Regions from separate parts of the Homo sapiens genome. Here region 2 is linked to region 1. A link is an interaction called in ENCODE POLR2A ChIA-PET data of the cell type or tissue named here. Cell type or tissue: MCF 10A. All regions are shown on one strand. Each heading gives the region's core, and the rest is flanking DNA. Links, peaks and the distances in the headings are about the cores only. Region 1 overlaps FOXP1 (forkhead box P1). Region 2 overlaps FOXP1 (forkhead box P1).

Region 1 (5,384 bases), core at 320-5,319:
GATGTCAGCGTCTGCTTTCTCTAAAGAGTGCTCCTGGCACATTGTTTGGCCCTTAAGAAATTCTTGCCATAAATAGGTTTTCAAAGACTAGCAGCCTTAAGGGATCCTGCAGCTTGGTCATAGGTTCTCTCTGCTTCTCTGATGGTTCAGATGCAACACAGAATGACACCCAGGGGCAACACGGCAACAGGAATTGCACATATGATGGTGTTTAAATTTAGTCTTTTTAAAAAAATCACTCTATAGCTTTGGTTTTCCATAGACACTACACAATGAAGTCAGAATAAATACCTGGAAAGAAAAATAAAGTCAGGAAAAAGCCAGGAGGCCTGGATTCTGAATTTGACCCAAGGTCATCGGGTGACTTGGAAAAGTTAGTCTCCATTCGTCTTTGGTGTGTTTTGTTGCCTGTGAAATGAGTTTGCAGGTAGGAGTTCTGAAGTTTCTATTAACTTTAGCAAATACCTTTGGAAATATGTTTAGTTGTAGTAAGTATTCAAACCAGGCAATGGGGCTGTGTGGGACCAGATGGACCAGGGTTTGAATCTCTGCTTCGCCACTTACTTGGTTCGCGACCCTGGAAAATTACCAGATCTCTTGGACCCTCAGGTTTTCTATCTGTAAATTGGGCAAAAGTCATGGTAAGAATTGAGTGCCTGAAGCTCGTAGCTTAGCTAAGTGCCTAGCATGGTATGAGCACTGAGTCATCCAGGCCAGCTCTTATTAGGAGTATTCACTGGAGTGAAAAGTTAAGTCGCTGAGAAAACCACACAGGTACTTCCTGGGCAAGCATCTTCTCACACATTGCCACTTATTCTCGCACTCTGTCTATGGAGAATAAGGCTTCCTCATCCATGAAGCCTTCCCTGATTTCCTGCCCACCAACCAGAGAACGGCCACTGAACTCTGCTCCCATTGGAGATTTGTGATACTCCTCAAGAGTGGATTCCTTTTGTCTGTGCTGTCTTTGCATGGCTCATTTGCAGATCGACCTGCCTCCCTAGATTGCCTGAGCTTGCTGCATGCACGCAAGGGACATGTCCACCGGCTCATCTTCCACCACTCACCTCCCTGCCTGGTTCTGTCCACCATGCACCTTCTAAATGCTTTGTTGCAGTAAAATCAAAGTGGTGGGGTAGAATGTCTAGGAAAGTGTTTCATATAAATTGGAGGGGCCCATTGGTACAGGTGCCATATTTCCCGGTGGTTGTGGCTACTGCGTTGCTCTAAAGTCAGTGACCTGTAAGGCCTTCCCCTGTGGCCATTCTTGCCATAGAAACATGGGCCTGCCCCCCGCCGCCTCCCCTCCCCCAACAGCCCATGAGTTTGGGTGACAGACACCATAAGGCAGAGTTTAAGCCTCTTTTCCAACGTGGCAGAATGAGATGCTTTCTCTCTTTATTTTCCTAGAATCTGGGCAGGTAGTTTCCTCTTTTAGGGATAAGTCTGGGAGCTTGAAGTATAGAAGACCCTGAGATTGAAAATTTAAAATTCAATGTTGTTTTAAATCAAAGCAGGTTAAATAAGGAACCAAATAATTTCTAGAATAAATGGTAAAGAATGGACCCTACTGTAAGTGAAGTAACATGCGGATGACTCCTGTTTTTTTTTTTTCTTTCTTTCCTCTTGAACTTGGGATCCCTGCATATCACAGACAAGCATCAAAACCCAAGATTCAAATCTGTTACTGAATCCATTCCAGAAAAGTGGGGAAAAGCTACCAATTTGTCATCTGTTATAAAATTTCATAACCTTTCTTTTTCTGATATTTTGTACTATTATTCATTCGGCTTGCAATACTGCACCAGATTTGCGCCTGCTCATTTTACTGTGTGTGCATGGCTGTGGTCTTTATTTTATAAGTAAGGACCGTCGGATTGAGTTAGCAATGCCGAAATCGCTCACGCTGCAAAGTCCTCGAGTCAGGCTTTCCGTGGTATGGGCTGGCTATTTTGGGGTATGGTCAGGAGGGAGCCTGTAAAAAACCTGAATTGTCTCATTCCCAGGGTGGTCTTTCTCTGTCGAGGTTGTGGTCATTGTAGCAAGGCAATTTGAGAAAACCTCTCGTATCACTTCCTGTGTGAGCTTGGATGGAGGAAAAAGGAATCTTCATTTCCGAAAGTTGCCAGTTTTTCTAGCTTCCCAGTAGAGCAGAAGTAGCTTGGAAAGATTTTGAATTTTGTTTTTCACTGGATATGCAAATATGTTTGAGGAATGCTGGTAATGGGCTTGTCTTGAGGTTTTAGAGTGAGGAATAAACCACACATCATTTTTGATTGTATTTAATAAAGTGAATGAAAAAAGCCACCAACCAGGTGAGTGAGATCAGGCACCGTGGGGTGATTTAGCTGTCTTTCAATGACGGTGATTCTTGAAGACGAGTTCCTCGGAAAGTCTTATTTTGAGGGTTTCACCAAATTTTAGCTCAATATTTAGTTAACACAGACGAATCATTATGGAACATGTTAATTCTGTTTTTCCATTTTTATACAATCAGTCTAACATTTCCTTTTCAAATACAATACTCTTTCAGGTTTTGCTCCTAAGCTTTTTCTAACTTTCTATTTCTATTTCAATATTTTCTGCCACCCAGACATCAACAGATGGACAGGGACGTTTCAGTACCCCCCCTCCCGCCCCCCCACCCCCAAGTTCTCACGAGCAGCACACACAAGTGCTGAGTTCCGCCTCGCTGCCTGCTTCTTGGCACAGGCCTTTGATTCCTGAAATGCTCAGAGCAAACCAAGAAAAAAAAAGTGTTTCTCAGGTGAGCCTGTCCAAGAAGTTTTTTTCCTTAAAGAATAATTTCTTTTCCTGCTGTTCTTCCTCCCCACACTTCACCAAAAAGGGTGAAGACAGACAGAACCCAGACCCTCCCATAGTTTTCCTTCAGTGTCCCCTTGGGAATGATGTCACCTTGGTCTGGTTGCCCCCACCCATGGGCGAGGTTGTGGGTGATAACTCCATGGGCCATGCAGAGCATGAGGGCAGCCTGCATGAAGCCGGAACTCCCATCCACCTTCTCGTCCCCAGCCTGTGCCTTGGTTCTGATGCCTTCCCCTCGTGCTTGCCGGCTGTAATAACGGAAATAGCAAAAAATGTCAGCCGACTACTGTCTGCATGTCGGCACTAGTCCAGGGAGTTTCAAAGGGATGTTTTATTGATTCTGTAATTGCACAGTAGAATGGACGAGCTGAACGGGACCTCAGGGCCAGGAAAGCCCCGGCTTCAGCAGTGCCTCCTGGCCGAGCCAGGTTGTGGGGAGAGCTCACTGAGCAGTTGCAGCCCAAGGTGAAGTGTGTGCTTAACCCCTTCTTTCCAATGTTCCCCTTCAAGTTTCTTTTGTGTGTATGTGTGTCCAGGCCACATCTCATTGTAGGGATCACAAATGTTTAATTTCCTTTGAATCTCATGACCTGCCTAACTATTATTGTTTTATGACTCTGCTTCTTGAAGGGCTCTTTTCAAACCTTGGGCATGAAAGACATTTCATAGGGGGGCCTCTTTAGAACAATGGACTCTCAATAGGGACTTCTCATGACATTAAAAACCAGAAGGCAGGCCTCTGAACAAGACTTGTTAAGATACAGTAGCCCATTCTCTGCTAATAAGCTGATTGCTTTCCAAACCCGAAGGGGTGGACCAAGCTGTTTTGCCAAAACAATTGGAAATTAGCTCTGTCAACTTCTACTGCTGCCATATTTTGCACTGGCATGCATATCTGTACTGTTCCCATTAATTTGGTTACAGCAGGAAACATTTGGAACAAGGGCGTTTTTAAAACCAAAAAGGGATTGCAGAGGACTTGACAGAGTGTCCCACTTGGAGGTTAGGCGGGCAGGAGACACAGTTTCCAGAATTGCTTCATAATATCTTCCTGATCTTCATGGTCCTGTTGGGCAGAATGATGTTCAGTCTTTTCTTCCTGAATGCCTTGTTCTGAGGGTATGAGGGCTTTGAATGTAGATGGGACAGTCTCACCCTCCTACGGGAGGAAAAGGGCTCTTCCCTTATCACACAGTATTTATCAACTTGATTAAAAGCTATGATAGCAGTGCCTGAAGATGGGACTTGTTTCTGACTTAATTTACCCTCCTCTCTCCCAGTTCCACTCTTTACCTCAGTATAGAGGACTCTGAGATAGCCCTGTTTTGAGCTGATCTTTTTCTTGGAATTCATTTTCAGGTTCCTGGAAGATATTTTCACAAAGAATCCCCCCTGACCTTCATTCAGATCTCCACATAGGCATTTCTGAGATGGGATTTGTCATCTTTTCTTTGGTGCCTGCTCATCTTCCTGGGTTGCCTGCATTTGCTGATTTCATCCTCATCTGTCCAGTCATTCATGCCTGAAAGCCAGGCATCCTCTTTATTGTTTTTGACCCCTCACCCCTCATGTTCCCTTAGTTCCTGAATCCTGTGACTTCCGTCCATCGCTTGTATCATTCTCCTTCCTGAGCATCTCCTCTCATTCTGGTCCTTGGTATGTTTTGTCCATACAATTGTGATAGCCTGAGGCTGACAACTCTGCCTTTATATGTCCCTCCTGGAAGAACCCAAATCATATCACGTGTGTTTGTTCAGAACCTTCAGTAGCTCCTTTTTTTCACAAGAGAGCCCAGGCTCCCTAGCCCGGCATCCGGGGCCTTCTGTGATCTCCTTGCAAACTCCATCTGCGGCATGGTTTCCAGTTCTCGCTAGCTTTACGCTTTACATGCCCTTCGCTGCAGCCAGACCCTCTCCGTAGGATACCTCTAATATCACTGACACTCTCCTGCGCGTGTGTCCCTGCTCCTTTTGCTCTGTGTGAAATGCTTTGTCTCCCTTCTCCGTTTTGTATCCATTTATTCATTCATGTATTCTGCAGCCATGGATTGAGTACTATATTTGTGCCAGACCCTGGGCTACATATTAGATATATGGTGGTGACCCAAACAGCTGCGATTCCTGCCTTTATGATCTGTTAAGGGAAGAGTCAAATAATAAATAAACCAAGAGAGACATAAAAGCATAAATTGGGGTGATTATATGAAAAAAAAAATGCATCTGATTTTTTTTTTTTTTTTTGAGATGGAGTCTCGCTCTGTCACCCAGGCCAGAGTGCAGTGGTGCGATCTTGGCTCACTGCAGCCTCTGCCTCCCAGGTTCAAACGATTCTCCTGCCTTAGCCTCCTGAGTAGTTGGGATTACAGGCATGTACCACCATGCCCGGCTAATTTTTGTATTTTTAGTAGAGATGGGGTTTCACCATGTTGGTCAGGCTGGTCTCGAACTCTTGACCTTGTGATCTGCCTGTCTTGGCCTTCCAAAGTGCTGGGATTACAGGCGTGAGCCACCGCGCCTGGCTGCATCTGATGTTTTAAGAGACAGTGCAAGAAGGGGAAC
Region 2 (5,384 bases), core at 59-5,058, 240 kb after region 1:
TAGTCACACAAAACCACGGATAAAATTTCAATAACTGCAGGCCACAGTTGAGTAAACAGTTGCACTGAAATTTAATTCCTGTTGACTTTTCCCCCATTCCTCGCCAGGGGCACATTCAGATTCCGTAGTACAAAGACAACAGGGGTTACAGCTTTGATTAATGTAGGACAGTGGAAGAGAATTAGAACTGTAAAATATGTTAGAAGTCCATGGAACACAAAGATCTGGCTTAAAAGGGCCTGGTATAAAAACGAGTTAATTACGCTGTGTGTTATATTGAATGTTGGAGGATTTTCCAGTTGCACCAATACCATCATTGAGGATACGGGGAGAGTTTTTACTCAGTGCCAGGATATAAAATAAATAAATGCAAACCTTTCCATGTTTGCTTCATATTATCAAAGATAATTACAAATTACAGCAAATGCCGTTTTCAGAATGGGAGGGCCCTGACAAAGATTCACTATGGAGTGCACTAGTTCCATAGTGAGTTTTGTTTATAGGTTGGCTTAATTGCGTTCAAATGGTATTGTCATTTCTAAAAATTAGTTAGTTGACAACCTAGAGAAATGGGGCAAATCTGGCTTTTCCATCTTCTTTTGAAAAATTAGAATATCTGGTAACCTTGGGCTGATAGTCCCACAACGGCAACAATTGTTGGGAGATGAATTGCTATTGAAGACAGGGAGCCCTCCAGCCTGCTCTCGTTCCCACCAGCAGCATTGCTCATTTATGCCTCTAGGTAGCGGAGTTGGCGATTCTGGGCTGGAAGGTAGACTCATCACTCAGAAGCCATCAGCCCAAGAGAGGTGCTGCCATTAGCTGGTAGAGCCCGCCAACACACTCACAAACTGTCTTTCTTCCTCAAGACTAAATGTATTATCTCTGTAATGTTTCAACTCTATTTATGTCTGAGCCATGAAACTATTATAACAATAGTTTTCTAATAATATAATTTGATAGAGTTTCTGAACATTTTCTTTTATCTGTTGAGTAATTCTTTACCCGATACCATAACTGCTTTTTATTTCCTATTATCCCTGCACCATTTCTATGTCTGTAAAAGTTGTATTGGATGTGCACTGCTCCATTATGAAACTCAGCAACAAATACTATTAGCAATTACTAAAGTTTTTTTTTTCCTTAAAGAAAGGATTTTAAAATGTCCAGAACAATTTCATAAACTGTGTGGATTAATGCATTTTAAAAGTCTTGAATTTTAGAAAGCAGAATTTTATTTCCATATTGCTGCAAATGAGAGCTTTTTCAGATAAGCATATTACATAGAGCATAATGTTTAGAAGTTTCTCCATATACAGCATATGCTGTCAGGTCAATTAACAGAATGCATACTAGAAAATGTTTATTCAATAAAAATGAATAGCTGTTAAATAAAACAGCTATTTCTTAACAACATTCCATTTAATGATGAGGTTTTTGTGGGGTTTCTTTCTTTCTTTTTTTTTTTTTTTTGGTACCACCTGGCAGTTTTATTGTCTGCAAGTCAGTATAGAGAGAGCTTTGGTTGCTGCAGTTCTGAGGTGTGGCTATCATTTTATATGAAGAGAGCAGTTTAGAGGGAATCTGTGAGAAAAAACTTTTAAGATATGCCATATTTAGAATTTGAACATGTATTATTTAGAAAGTGTGGATAAGCAAAGTGTTTACTTCCCGTGGCTTCTTTCTTTGACATCTGGTTTAAGGTGTTGGGTCTTGTGGCCCAGAAGACAGTGAGTATGTTTTAAGTTAACAATGTAAAAGAAGGAGAGAAAATGTGAAATGACTAGCAAGGAGGTGGGAACGGTAGATAGGGAACTTCTCTTGAAAAAGAAGAAGGGGAGTAAAGAGGACCCATCGGGTTGAATTTTTCCAATGAACCATTGAAGGAGGTCAAAGATTAGTCATTTCCCAGAACGCAAGAAGCTCAGAGAAATGGGTGGGACTCAGGCAAAGAGTCTAGTTATGTACATTCAAAGGGGATGTAGAGGCTGTCTGTGGTGGCTCATGCCTGTAATCCCAGCACTTAGGGAGGCCGAGGCGGGCTGATCACTTGGGGCCAGGAGTTGGAGACCAGCCTGGCCAACATGGCAAAACCCCATCTCTACTAAAAATACAAAAATTAGCTGGGCATGGTGGTGCACGATTGTAGTCCCAGCTACTCAGGAGGCTGAGGCAGGAGAATCACTTGAACCTGGGAGGCAGAGGTTGCAGTGAGCCAAGGTTGCACCACTGCACTCCAGCCTGGGCGACAAAGTGAGAATATGTCTAAAAAAAAAAAACAAATAACGGCTGGGCGCAGTGGCTCACGCCTGTAATCCCAGCACTTTGGGAGGCTGAGGAGGGCAGATCACGAGGTCAGGAGATTGAGACCATCCTGGCTAACATGGTGAAACCCCGCCTCTACTAAAAAATACAAAAAATTAGCCGGGTGTGGTGGTGGGCGCCTGCAGTCCCAGCTACTCTGGAGGCTGAGGTAGGAGAATGGCGTGAACCTGGGAGGCGGAGCTTGCAGTGAGCCGAGATCCCACCACTGCACTCCAGCCTGGGCAACAGAGCAAGACTCCGTCTCAAAAAAAAAACACAAATAAACAACAACAACAACAACAACAAACAAAGGGGATGTAGAAAATACAGTGCCAGAGGAACCTGAGAGAATCAGGAATTGATATCCCAGGGTCCTCTGAACATGGGAAATGGTATTTGAGGGACCATAGTATCAGTGTTTTAAGTGGGGGAGGAGGGTAGAAATACTTTTTTCTTTTCAGCATAAAGAAATATACAAGCAGGCTGCGTGCAGTGTCTCATGCCTGTAATCCCACCATTTTGGGAGGGCAAGGCGGGCAGATTCCTTGAGCTGAGGAGTTTGAGACTAGCCTGGGCAGCATGGCAAAACCTCGTCTCTACAAAAAATGCAAAAGTTATCTAGGGGTGATGGCACATGCCTGTGGTCCCAGCTACTCATGAGGCTGAGGTGGGAGGATCCCTTGAGCATGGGAGGTCGAGGCCGCAGTGAACTGAGATCTTGCCACTGCACTCCAGCCTGGGCTGGGTGACAGATTGAGACCCTGTTTCAAGAAACAAAAAATACACAAGCAAATGAAAATTATTTTCTTCACATTCAAAATGGCAAAATCCATCCCTTCATTAGTTTTTGTTAGTGAAATTGCTGGTGGACATTGAGTAGAAGAAGAAAGCTGTCTCACAAACATTTCCAGCTTTTTAACTGCCTCTGTGAGAAACAATGCCTGCAAGAAATAGCTGTTGGTGTCTGTACTGGCAGCAACCACCACTGGATGAAGGTGCTTATTGCATCTCATTCTTTGGATCTCATTTTTACCCATAGGCCTCTGGGGCACCATATTAAAATTCCAGAGGCCATTCCTGGCCTTGTTTCATACCTTATGGGAAATGACGCAGGTTATATGGTATGGATCTATAGGTGTAAAGACTGGGTAGCAATGGCTGGATTGGCCGTACCATTCTACCACTTTTTTCTTTGAAAAAGGTGGCTTATGAACTTTGTTAGAAATGCCCTCAATTGGCCTTTCCCGTTGTAGCTGCTGGAGACTGACTGTGTCTGAAAGGAGGGTCTCTTGATGCTGACAGGGAAAAGCTGATCAGCACCTCTGTGTCCTAGAAGGGGAACTTCCAGAAAGGGGGCATAGAAGAAGGTATTATTAGTATTTATTGAATGCTTTCATGGGGCCAGGTACTGTGCTGGGGGCTAGCACCTTCCCTTGCTAGTAGGTAAAAACCCAGCTGTAATTTTAAAGGAATTGCTATGCTGAGATACACTTTTATTGAAGACCTTGCATAGTTCAAATAACGTGAAAAGTATTGATGGTCAAAAATATTTTGTGTAGGAATCAATGCCACCAAAATGTTAGTGATAACCGTACAAACAAATTGAAACAAAACTGAGACAGGATTCAGATAATTCTGACAAATAAAGAAAAAGCAGCCACAACACTGACCCCCCAACATGTTCTTAATTCCCTTTGGGGCTGTTTCTAGAAAAGGCATATTTCACCCTGAATGCTAAATTTAGTTCTCTACTCTGTTAGTTTAGACCTGCCTTCCATCAAAATATTGTTGTCAAAGATTTATGTAACTTGTGATTTGAGCCTTGTATGAAATTCTTTCAAGTTTTGATTACTAAACAGTTATGTGTCATTAATCTCTCCATTGAAAATTAAAATGGCACAAGAAGCAAAAGAAGAAAAAAGACCTGTAACAGAGGAGAATGTGGTAATAGAAAGCCAGGTGCCACATTTCATTATGAGTGAAGTGTACCCTCTTGACTTCAAGAGAAAGCTTTGCCACTTTGAAAAGATAATTTTAAGCCCTGACCGGTGAGCTAATAAAAATAATCATAAAAAAAGAACGCCCTATCTCTTGTCTACTCACAAGTCTGTTTTTGAACTTTCAGGAGGTATGACTTTAATGGTAATTTGTTGACAGATTAGTTTCAGTGATTGCCAAGAGTTTGTTTTTGCAGAACTGGCAGGTCCTATCTGCTCTCTGAAGGCAAGGAACCTACTTTGCTGTTTTGCAATGGCTTGCGTTTATCAACAACTAGTGCTGAGCAGGCAGAATTGGAATGTTTATATAATGTAAACCTATAGCTCGCCTGATGGAGTCTAGTGTACTTTTAGGTAGTGCATAGATTACTTGATAAAAAGGGTTACAAGGTGACTGCTTTTATGACAAAGAAGAATAGCAATATAAATGCCAGTGGTACACTGAGCCACAAGAAGGAAGTTTATGTAGGGAATTGAACCCCATGTTAGAAAGTTTCTTTTCATCACTTTGTCTTTGAACTCAAATCTATTGTAATTATGAAGTGTTACTTGTAACATTCCAGAGACCCTTTGCTAAATACTGTGTTTGATTTGATTCATAAAAATAGAGCCACATTATCTCCCCTCCCCTGCCGACAAGAAAATGTCATGAAGAGTTTCCCATACTGACCTTGTCTCAGCTTTGTTGCAAGTGGGCTCATAAGTGAGCTCCACTAGAAAACAGCTGCAATTTATTTCTTTGATCATTTGCATATTTTCATTTAACTTTTTCTTTTTTTTTTTTTTTTTTTTTTTGGAGATGGGGTCTAGCTCGGTCACCCAGGTTAGAGTACAGAGAGTACAGGGTTGCGATCATGGCTTACATGGCTTACTGAAGGCTTTACCTCCCCGGGCTCAAGCGATTCTCCCACCATCAGGCTTCTGAGTTGCTGGGACGGCAGGCCAGCTGTTTTTTTTTTGTTGTTGTTTTTCTTTTTGTTTTCCTGTAGAGATATGGGTCTCACTATATTGCCTAGGCTGGTCTTGAACTCCTGGGCTCAAGCGATCCTCCTGCCTCAGCCTCCCAAAGTGCCAGGATTACAG

What was found. Peaks named below come from ENCODE experiments on the same cell type or tissue, not always from the same donor. Only the 100,000 strongest peaks of a DNase experiment are listed, where the experiment ranks them.
Region 2: POLR2A ChIA-PET joins it to region 1 with 5 read pairs; 3 of 35 experiments call an interaction of 5 or more read pairs at or near these places.

What each region holds. Positions count from the first base shown.
Region 1 is chr3:71,426,743-71,432,126 of GRCh38, reverse strand. All of the region lies in intron 3 of FOXP1 (forkhead box P1), which reads left to right. Among named protein-coding and RNA genes, the nearest start is that of MIR1284, 110 kb to the left of the region's middle. In MCF 10A, for the core only: no CTCF peak of the experiment used is centred there; a DNase peak (open chromatin) is centred at 3,136.
Region 2 is chr3:71,190,351-71,195,734 of GRCh38, reverse strand. All of the region lies in intron 6 of FOXP1 (forkhead box P1), which reads left to right. Among named protein-coding and RNA genes, the nearest start is that of FOXP1-AS1, 97 kb to the left of the region's middle. In MCF 10A, for the core only: no CTCF peak of the experiment used is centred there; no DNase peak of the experiment used is centred there.